2 separate regions of the Homo sapiens genome follow, and region 2 is linked to region 1. Evidence: read pairs that join two places in POLR2A ChIA-PET (ENCODE). Cell type or tissue: OCI-LY7. All regions are shown on one strand. Each heading gives the region's core, and the rest is flanking DNA. Links, peaks and the distances in the headings are about the cores only.

Region 1 (4,390 bases), core at 75-4,074:
CTTCTTTATTTAGCATATTGGATACCTCTCACTTTCTTTTTTTTAGTAGTGATAAAATAAGTAGCAATATTTTTATATGAGTATATCTTATTGCTCTGCCATTCCTGGGGGGTTGTCCTCATCCTCATGGTCCAAGATGACTTGCCACCAATACAACTGCAAGCCAACCAAGAAAAGAGGGGGAGGCCCAAAGACAGGGCACACCCCAGAAAGCTGCACCACTTCCATTCATAGTGCAACGGTCAGAACTTGGTCATCTGGCTACACCTACTTGTCAGGGAAGCTGGAAGTCTTTAGTCAAACGTGCACAATTAGAAACACAAAAATAAAAATAAAAGAGCATGTACATACTGGAGACCATAGGTGGTCTCTGTTTCAGTTCTGTTTCAGGAACGATGATATGAGCATTTAAGTTAAAATCAAGGAGGCTTTAGCATCTCAGGACAAATGACCCTAATACTCAACCCTACTGATGAAACTTAACTCATTCCAGATCTCCTCTGGTCTACGGCCATGGTTTAAGAATTTGTGGGGGCCGAGTGTGGTGGTTCAAGGCTGTAATCCCAGCACTTTGGGAGGCTGAGGCGAGTGGATTGCTTGAGCCCAGGAGTTCAAGACCAGCCTGGCCAACAGCCTGGGCAATATCCCTACTAAAAATACAAAAACTAGCTGGGTGTGGTGGCACACACCTGTAGTCCCAGCTACTCGAGAGGCTGAGATGGGAGCATCACTTGAACCCAGGATGTCGAGGCTGCAGTGAGTCATGATCGTGCCACTGTACTCCAGCCTGGGTGACAGAATGAGACCCTGTCTCAAAAAAAAAAAAAAAAAGAATTTGTGGGGAGGGTAGCAGCAGATTCTGCAATATATAAGAAACAAATGGTGGTGCCCTTCTCCATTACCTTCCCCTCGTGCCCAGGGCACCTCTTTGAAGTATTAGTTCTCCGGGAAGACACTGAAAGAATGCATTGCTCTAAGAGAAAGCAAAACCCTACTGCTCTGCAGATAGTCACAGTAATTCTTGGGGATTCCCAAGGCTGCCAAGTTTATTTCTCCTGTGAGTTACGCTGAAAACCCCCAACCCTTGGTAAATAATCTGAACCAGTCTCGTTGCTACATTGCTTGGTAGATTTTAGAGTCACTCACTGCAGGAAACAGAGGCTGGAACATTCCACTCCCTAGGTGAGAAGCCATTTTCAACTACACCCTGTAGTTCACGGTGCTATCTGGAGCCAGAGTGAATGCCGGTTGCCATGGCACTGCTTTAAATTGTGCCTGTGCTGACACATCTCATCACAATGTCACATGCTGCTCCCATACACTAGATAGATAGAGCCGCATCTATCTCTTCCTCATGTTTACCGATTGATGCCTGAGCTCTGCGTTAGGAATAGAGATACATCAGCCAGAAAGCAAATCATGTGGGTGCCACACCTCCCTGGCTTATTTATAAGGGGTTGAAAACACCTGAATTAGGCAACAAGCGATCTGAGTTCTACTCACAGTTCTCCACTCTGTGATTTTGGACAAATTCCTTAAAATCTCTGACCCTTGGATTCCTCACCTGTACAATGAATGAGATGGAGTAGAATATCTCTGCAGTATCTTCCTGATGTAATGTCTCTGACTCCTGCACGCCGTTTTGAAGCAGCGGAAGCTCTGCAGAGAATCAACATCAAAGTGTGAGTGAGGCAATTCCTGTAAGCAGTTGCATGGCCCTGCCCTGCTGACTGTTTCTGAAATTCCCCTCCACCATCTCTGAGCTGTTAGGGATTTGTTTTGAGTTAATTTTCTGGCAAGATGCCACTTGCCAAAAGGTCCCTTCTGGTGCACTAAGAGGACTGTTTTCAGCTTGGATTATTATTTGCCTTGGAAATGCTTTCTTCTCAAGCCAGTCGCTGGTTCAGTGCTCACAGTTTTGGTCCCAAAGATAGCTACACCTCTGAATAAAGTAAGTTCTGAAACTAGACACTTTGGGATGCAGAGGTGGGAGGGTCACTTGGGTTCAGCAGTTCAAGACCAGCCTTGGCAACATAGTGAGACTCGTCTCTACTAAAAATACAAAAATTAGCCAGGTGTGGTAGTGTGTGCCTGTAGTCCCAACTACATCACTTGAGCCCAGGAGGTCGAGGCTGCCGTGAGTCGGAATACAATGGCTGGACAACAGAGCGACACCTTGTCTCAAAAATAAATAAATAAACTAGAAAAAGACATGTGAGGCTGGCTTTTGGGCATGTTTTATAGAGTAGTATCTCATGGGACCAAGGGACAAAGCAGCTCTGATACTTGTATAACCAGCGTGCAGCTGGTCTCATTAGCTGGTCTCATTTCATACTTGCGTTGTCCTGCCCCCTAGCACTCATCTGTTGTTTGTAAAAACTGGGCTCTTGCTGGGCGTGGTGGCTCATGCCTGTAATCCCAGGACTTTGGGAGCCTGAGGCGGGCAGATCACGAGGTCAGGAGTTCGAGACCAGCCTGGCCAATATGGTGAAACCCCGTCTCTACTAAAAATACAAAAATTAGCCAGGCGCGGTGGTGTGTGCCTGTAGTCCCAGCTACTCAGGAGGCTGAGGCGGAAGAATCGCTTGAACCCAGGAGGCGGAGGTTGCAGTGAGGCGACATCGCTCCACTGCACTCCAGCCTGGGCAACAGAGCGAGACTCCATCTCAAAAAAAAAGAAAAAAAGAAAAAAACTGGGCTCTCACTTTCAAATTCTCCTTCACACCCCATCTCAATTATTTGTGGGAATCCTCACATGGGCTCTCATGTATAATCCACAGACAAAAATAGGGTCTGGGAAGTAAGGGGAACAAGGGTAATAGAGTGTCTTGGCTCAAACCAGGGATAAGCAAGTCACAGGAAAAAAATCTAGGGACTTGACAGCAATCATCATCTTTTTTATTTTTGAGATAGGGTCTCGCTCTGCCACCTAGGCTGCAGTCCAGTGGTGCGATCTCGGCTCACTGCAGCCTCAGCCTCCTGGACTCAAGCCATCCTCCCACCTCAGCCTCCCAAGTAGCTGGGACCACAGGCGCATGCCAACCATGCATGGTGAATTTTGGTTGTTGTTGTTTTTGTTGTTGTTTTGAGACAGAGTCTTGCTCTATTGCCCAGGCTGGAGTGCAGTGGCGCAATCTTGGCTCATTGCAACCTCTACCTCCTGGGTTCAAGTGATTCTTGTGCTTCAGCCTCCCTAGTAGCTGGGACTACAGGTGTGCACCACCAAGCCTGGCTGATTTTTGGTTTTTTAGTAGAGACGGAGGGGTGGGGGTGGGGGGTTCGCCATTTGGCCAGGCTGGTCTTGAACTCCTGACCTCAGCCTCCCAAAGTGCTGGGATTACAAGCATAAGCCATTGTGCCCGGCCCAGACTTTTTGTATTTTTTGCAGAGACAGGATCTCACTGTGTTGCCCAGGGTGGTCTTGAAGTCCTGGGCTCAAGCGATCCTCCCACCTCAGCTTCCCAAAGTGCTGGGATTACAGGCTTGAGCGACTGTGCCAGGCCACAATCACCATCTTGAAAACAAGGTTTGTCCACCTCAGTTTGCCTGATAGGGAGTGAGAGGAAAATCTAGACAGACTTCACAGAGAAAATGAAACATTGGCTGGCTCTCAAAGAATGAATGCTGGATCCAGTGATGATGGCTTTGGGGGAAGACCTGATGAAGCAGATGCCCCTGTGCCTTGCCCCCCAACAGACTGACCTCCCCTTTCCAAACTTCAGTTGGAGCACTTGTACATTCATTCTATATTTTTTAGTCTTCTATTTTTTTTAATGTCCTAATCTTAGAATTAAGGCAAAAAGATAATTGTATGTCCTTTCACTGTCATGCTGGAGCATTGTCCGAACAGGTCCACCCAAGTGTTATTCATCTGGAGAATGTACCTTTGTTTGACTTGTTAATTATTATCATTAGGGTCCAGATTCTATGAAGTTACGTGTTAACTTGTAGGTTTTTGTCTGTTAGAGACCCAAATGATTCCTATTCTACAGAAAAGACAATCCTAAAGATTATAGTTTATTAACCTGTAGGACATAAACTAGATTTCCCTTTAACCTAGCTAACTTATTTCAGCATGTCTTTTCTGCTATACAAACCTCTGTTCCTTGAATTCTCCTTCAACCAGATTTATTATCTTTCTGGTCTCTTCATTAAATGAGTTAGATTGATATTTGACACATGCTCACTATATATTTGATGGCAGCATGTTTTTTACTCTTAGAGGGAGACTTAGCCTAAAAAAAAAAAAGGAAAGAAAAAAAAGAAAATTATCCTTTGGCACTCATTTAACAAATATTTATTGAACAACTTTTTTTTTTTTTTTTTGAGATGGAGTCTAGTCCTGTCGCCCAGGCTGGAGTGCAGTGGTACGATCTCAGCTCACTGCAAC
Region 2 (4,390 bases), core at 66-4,065, 600 kb after region 1:
TAGCTGTCAAATCTGTCCCATGAGCCATAAGCCTCTAGTGGACAGAGCTGCCTCCAGCTCTCTGGCCCCCTTTTCAGTCTCATTCCTCCTGCCAGGCCAGGGTGGGCCTTGGAGGGGTACCAGCTTCTTCGTTCCTCCCTCCTGTCACCTGGATTATCCCATCTACTTCCATAGCTACAGCAACCAAGTAAGAGCCACCAGCTCCTCAATCTCCATCTCTCTTCTGAGCTCAGACCCTCAACTCCTGCCCAGCTGCAGCTGGGTGTCCTGCAGCCACCTCAAACTCAGCCTGCCCTAAAAAATCTACTATGCGGCCAGGCACAGCGCCTCACGCCTGTAATTCCAGTACTTTGGGAGGTCAAGGCAGGTGGATCACTTGATGTCAGGAGTTCGAAACCAGTCTGGCCAACATGGTGAAACCCCGTCTCTACTAAAAATACAAAAATTAGCCAGGCATAGTGGTGTACGCCTGTCATCCCAGCTACTCAGGAGGCTGAGGCAGGTGGATCACTTGATGTCAGGCGTTCGAAACCAGCCTGGCCAACATGGTGAAACCCCATCTCTACTAAAAATACAAAAATTAGCCAGGTGTGGTGGTACGTGCCTGTAATCCCAGCTACTCAAGAGGCTGAGACAGGAGAATTGCTTGAACCCAGGAGGCAGAGGTTGCAGTGAGCTGAGATCGCGCCACTATACCCCAGCCTGGGCAAAAGAGTGAGACCCTGCCTCAAATAAACAATCCCATTATGCTCTCCCTCAGACAGGTTCCCCCTCCTGTATCTCCTCTTCCAACTCATGCCAATGAGTTCCCTGTCACTGAAGCACAACTGAGTCGCCCTTGGCTCCTCTCTCCCCTCCACCCTTGCTGGTAGGTCCTGTCAACTCCACTTCTTCAGTCTCTCTCACTCCTGACCTCAAGTGATCCACTAGCCTTGGCCTCCCAAAGTACTGGGATTACAGGCCTGAGCCACCGCGTCTGGTCGCATAGTGGGTTTTTTAGGGCATGCCAAGTTTGAGGTCCCCTTCTGCTGTACTGAGTCACACCTTAGGGCCTTGACTCTAGACTACTCTCACCTCCTCAGTTGTCTACCCCTAAAGTATATCCTGCACACAGAGGTATCCAGTGGCAAATACATAACATCTGCTTGAAACACTCAAATAATTTCTCGTTGTCCAAAGGATAACGCCTAAACACCTTGATGCGTATTTGAGACCATTCTTCATCTATTCCTGTGTTATTCAGGCTTTTGTGTCACTATAGGGAAATACCTGGCCGGACGCGGTGGCTCACGCCTGTAATCCCAGCACTTTGGGAGGCCGAGGCGGGCGGATCACGAGGTCAGGAGATCGAGACCATCCTGGCTAACATGGTGAAACCCCATGAAACTCTACTAAAAATACAAAAAAATTAGCCGGGCGTGGTGTAGTCCCAGCTACTTGGGAGACTGAGGCAGGAGAATGGCGTGAACCCGGGAGGCAGAGCTTGCAGTAAGCGGAGATCATGCCACTGCACCCCAGCCTGGGCGACAGAGCGAGACTGTCTCCAAAAAAAAAAAAAAAAAAAAAAAAAAAAGAATACCTGAGACTGGGTAATGTACAAAGAAAAGAGGTTTAACTGGCACACTGTTCTGCAGGTTGTACAGGAAGCATGGTACCTGTACCTGCCTGGCTTCTCGGGAGGCCTCAGAATGCTTTCACTCGTGGCAGAAGGCAAAAAGGGAGCAGAAGCAGGCACTTCACATGGCACGAGGAGAGCTAGAGGGGAGAGGTCCCAGACCTTTGCACAACCTGACCTCGCATTAACTAAGCAAGAACTCACTTATCACCAAAGGGTTGGAGCTCAGCCATTCACGGGGGATCCTCCCCCATGATCCAGTCACCTCCTACCAGGCCCCAGCCCCCAGCGTTGGAAATCCCATTTCAACAGGAGACTTGGAGGGGACAAACATGCAAACTATATCAATGCCTGCATCATGAAACCCACAGATAGTCATGCTAGCCGCTGCTTTTTTTTTTCAGCCTCCCGAGTAGCTGGGATTACACATGTCCAGCACCACACCCGGCTGATTTTTCTGTATTTTCTGTAGAGACGGGGTTTCACTGTGTTGGCCAGGCTGGTTTCAAACTCCCGACCTCAGGTGATCCACCCGCCTCAGCCTCCCAAAGTGCTGGGATTACAGGCGTGAGCCACTGCGCCTGGCCTTCCACTGCTCTTTTTCATGTATCTGTGCTTTCACATATGCCAGTGGTTCTCAACTGGGGAAGATATTGCCCCACAGGAGACATTTAGCACTGTCCGCAGATATTTTAAACTGTCACAACTAGGATGGGTGGGGCATTGCTGCTGGCATCTAGTGGCAGAGGCCAGAGATGCAGCTAAACATTTGATGGTATGCAAGACAGTCCTCCCACAAAGAATGATCTGTAGCACACAGCATGACACAGGTTCTTAGAAGGTTATACTGCATTTATTATTACCATGATTGCTTTCATTCTATGGGCTGCAAGCATAAATGCTGACAGGGGGCAGAAAATTAAATGAATCAGAGAAGCAGGTTGGACAAAATCAACAGCAGACGCTGAGTCTGGAGCCAACATGCCCTTTCTAAAGCATTCAGATTCAAAACTCCACGACGCTGAGCACAGCCATGCAGCAGGTGGATGGGTCACAGCTTCTACGAGGCTCCCAAGCAAGGGTGGGGGACAGTTTGTTTCTGGTACTTATTTCATTGCAAGTATGGATCAATATTCATTGAAAAGTTCCCTCTTAAATCTCCTTTCAGAGCCCAGCATACTCCTAAGTTCTAGTAAGTAAATGGAAAAATAGGGCAAAACTCTCAACTTAGATCCTTAATATTCCCTCTTATATCTCCTTTCAGAGTCCAGCATACTCCTAAGTTCTGGTAAGTAAATGGAAACATAGGGCAAAACTCTCAACTCAGATCCTTGATAAAGTTTTCCTGTGCTTCTGAATTTTCTTTTCAAGGGTTCTTTTCTTGGCCCGGCATCGTGGCTCAGGCCTGTAATCCCAACACTTTGGGAAGTCGAGGTGGATCATCTGGGGTCAGGAGTTCAAGACCAGCTTGGCCAACATGGTGAAACCCCATCTCTACTAAAAATACAAAAATTAGCCAGGTGTGGTGGCACATGCCTGTAATCCCAGCTACTCAGGAGGCTGAGGCAGGAGAACCCCTTGAACCTGGGAGGCGGAGGTTGCAGTGAGCCAAGATCGAGCCATTGCACTCCAGCCTGGATGACAGAGCAAGACTCTGACTCAAAAAAAAAAAATTCTTTGTAATTTTTCTAATGACCTTAATCTAGTTTTTCCAAAAATACATTCTATATTTTGGGAAATGCTCTATGAAAGAAGGAGATGCTCTATGAAAGAATGCTCCTTAACTCTGTGGTCAAATGGGTTTGAGAAGTATTTACCAGCACCTTGAGAGGCCAAGGCAGGTGGATCACCTGAGGTCAGCAGAAGTGTTTACTAGCTATTCCTTTAACTGGTGTGACCAAATCTTACTTTATCAAATGGTTCCCACCCCATCTTTTTATAGTGAAATATTTTAATATTTAGGGAAGCAGTGCTTTGAAGACTTTGTGAAATACTCAAGCACTCTCCTTGGCTGTCTGATTTGCACTCCCCTTCAGCAGAGGGCCATCTCAGTTTAAACTTCCATTTGTGTGCAGAGAAGTCCCAGCTCATCCTAACTCAGTCCCCATCCCTCAGGCAGAGACCTGTTCTTTCCTCCTTACATATTCTCAGTGAGGGTAGGCATACTGAAATGGCCTGGTTTTCTTCAAGAAGGAGCCATCTTGGTGAAGATGGAGGAAGGCAATGAGTCACCCTGTGAAATGGGGGTATAGCTGGAGAGCAAGTGCATGTCGGTGTGGCCCAGTGACTTGGGTCCTAGACAAGGACACACATCTCTTAGGCCCATGGGTCACCTCTGGCTAGTTTATAGAATCAAGGTCCATTAATGACTATTAGGTCCATTGAAAAAGATAAGCATAGATCTTCTGGAGCTAGATGGAAAAGGGCCAGTCACTTCGGGCAAGGAGAGTCTAACTTCAAAGTAGCAGGAGGCCAGGTGCGGTGGATCATGCTTGTAATCCCAGCACTTTGGGAGGCTAAGGCAGGTGGACCACCTGAGCTCAGGAGTTTAAGACCAGCCTGGCCAACATGGTGAAACCCCGTCTCTACTAAAAAATACAAAAATTAGCTGGGTGTGGTAGCAGGCACCTGTAATCCCAGCTACTCGGGAGGCTGAAGCAGGAGAATCACTTGAGCCTGGGAGGCGAAGGCTGCAGTGAGCGAGATAGTGCCACTGCACTCCAGCCTGGGTGACAGAGTGAGACACTGTCTCAAACAAACAAACAAACAAAAAAA

The links. ChIA-PET counts read pairs that join two places held together with the same protein. Peaks named below come from ENCODE experiments on the same cell type or tissue, not always from the same donor. Only the 100,000 strongest peaks of a DNase experiment are listed, where the experiment ranks them.
Region 2: POLR2A ChIA-PET joins it to region 1 with 5 read pairs; 2 of 35 experiments call an interaction of 5 or more read pairs at or near these places.

What each region holds. Positions count from the first base shown.
Region 1 is chr5:32,529,091-32,533,480 of GRCh38, reverse strand. It overlaps LOC124900954 (a long non-coding RNA gene), which reads right to left. Exons shown (of 5, transcript XR_007058719.1): 3 at 4,098-4,235; 4 at 1,565-1,659. Among named protein-coding and RNA genes, the nearest start is that of SUB1, 54 kb to the left of the region's middle. RefSeq lists enhancers at 1,475-1,574, 1,715-1,824. In OCI-LY7, for the core only: no CTCF peak of the experiment used is centred there; a DNase peak (open chromatin) is centred at 1,690; H3K4me3 peaks cover 1,223 bases; H3K27ac peaks cover 1,031 bases.
Region 2 is chr5:31,927,380-31,931,769 of GRCh38, reverse strand. All of the region lies in intron 2 of PDZD2 (PDZ domain containing 2), which reads right to left. Among named protein-coding and RNA genes, the nearest start is that of MIR4279, 6.6 kb to the left of the region's middle. In OCI-LY7, for the core only: CTCF peaks have their summits at 2,144 and 2,347 (motif pointing left); a DNase peak (open chromatin) is centred at 2,349.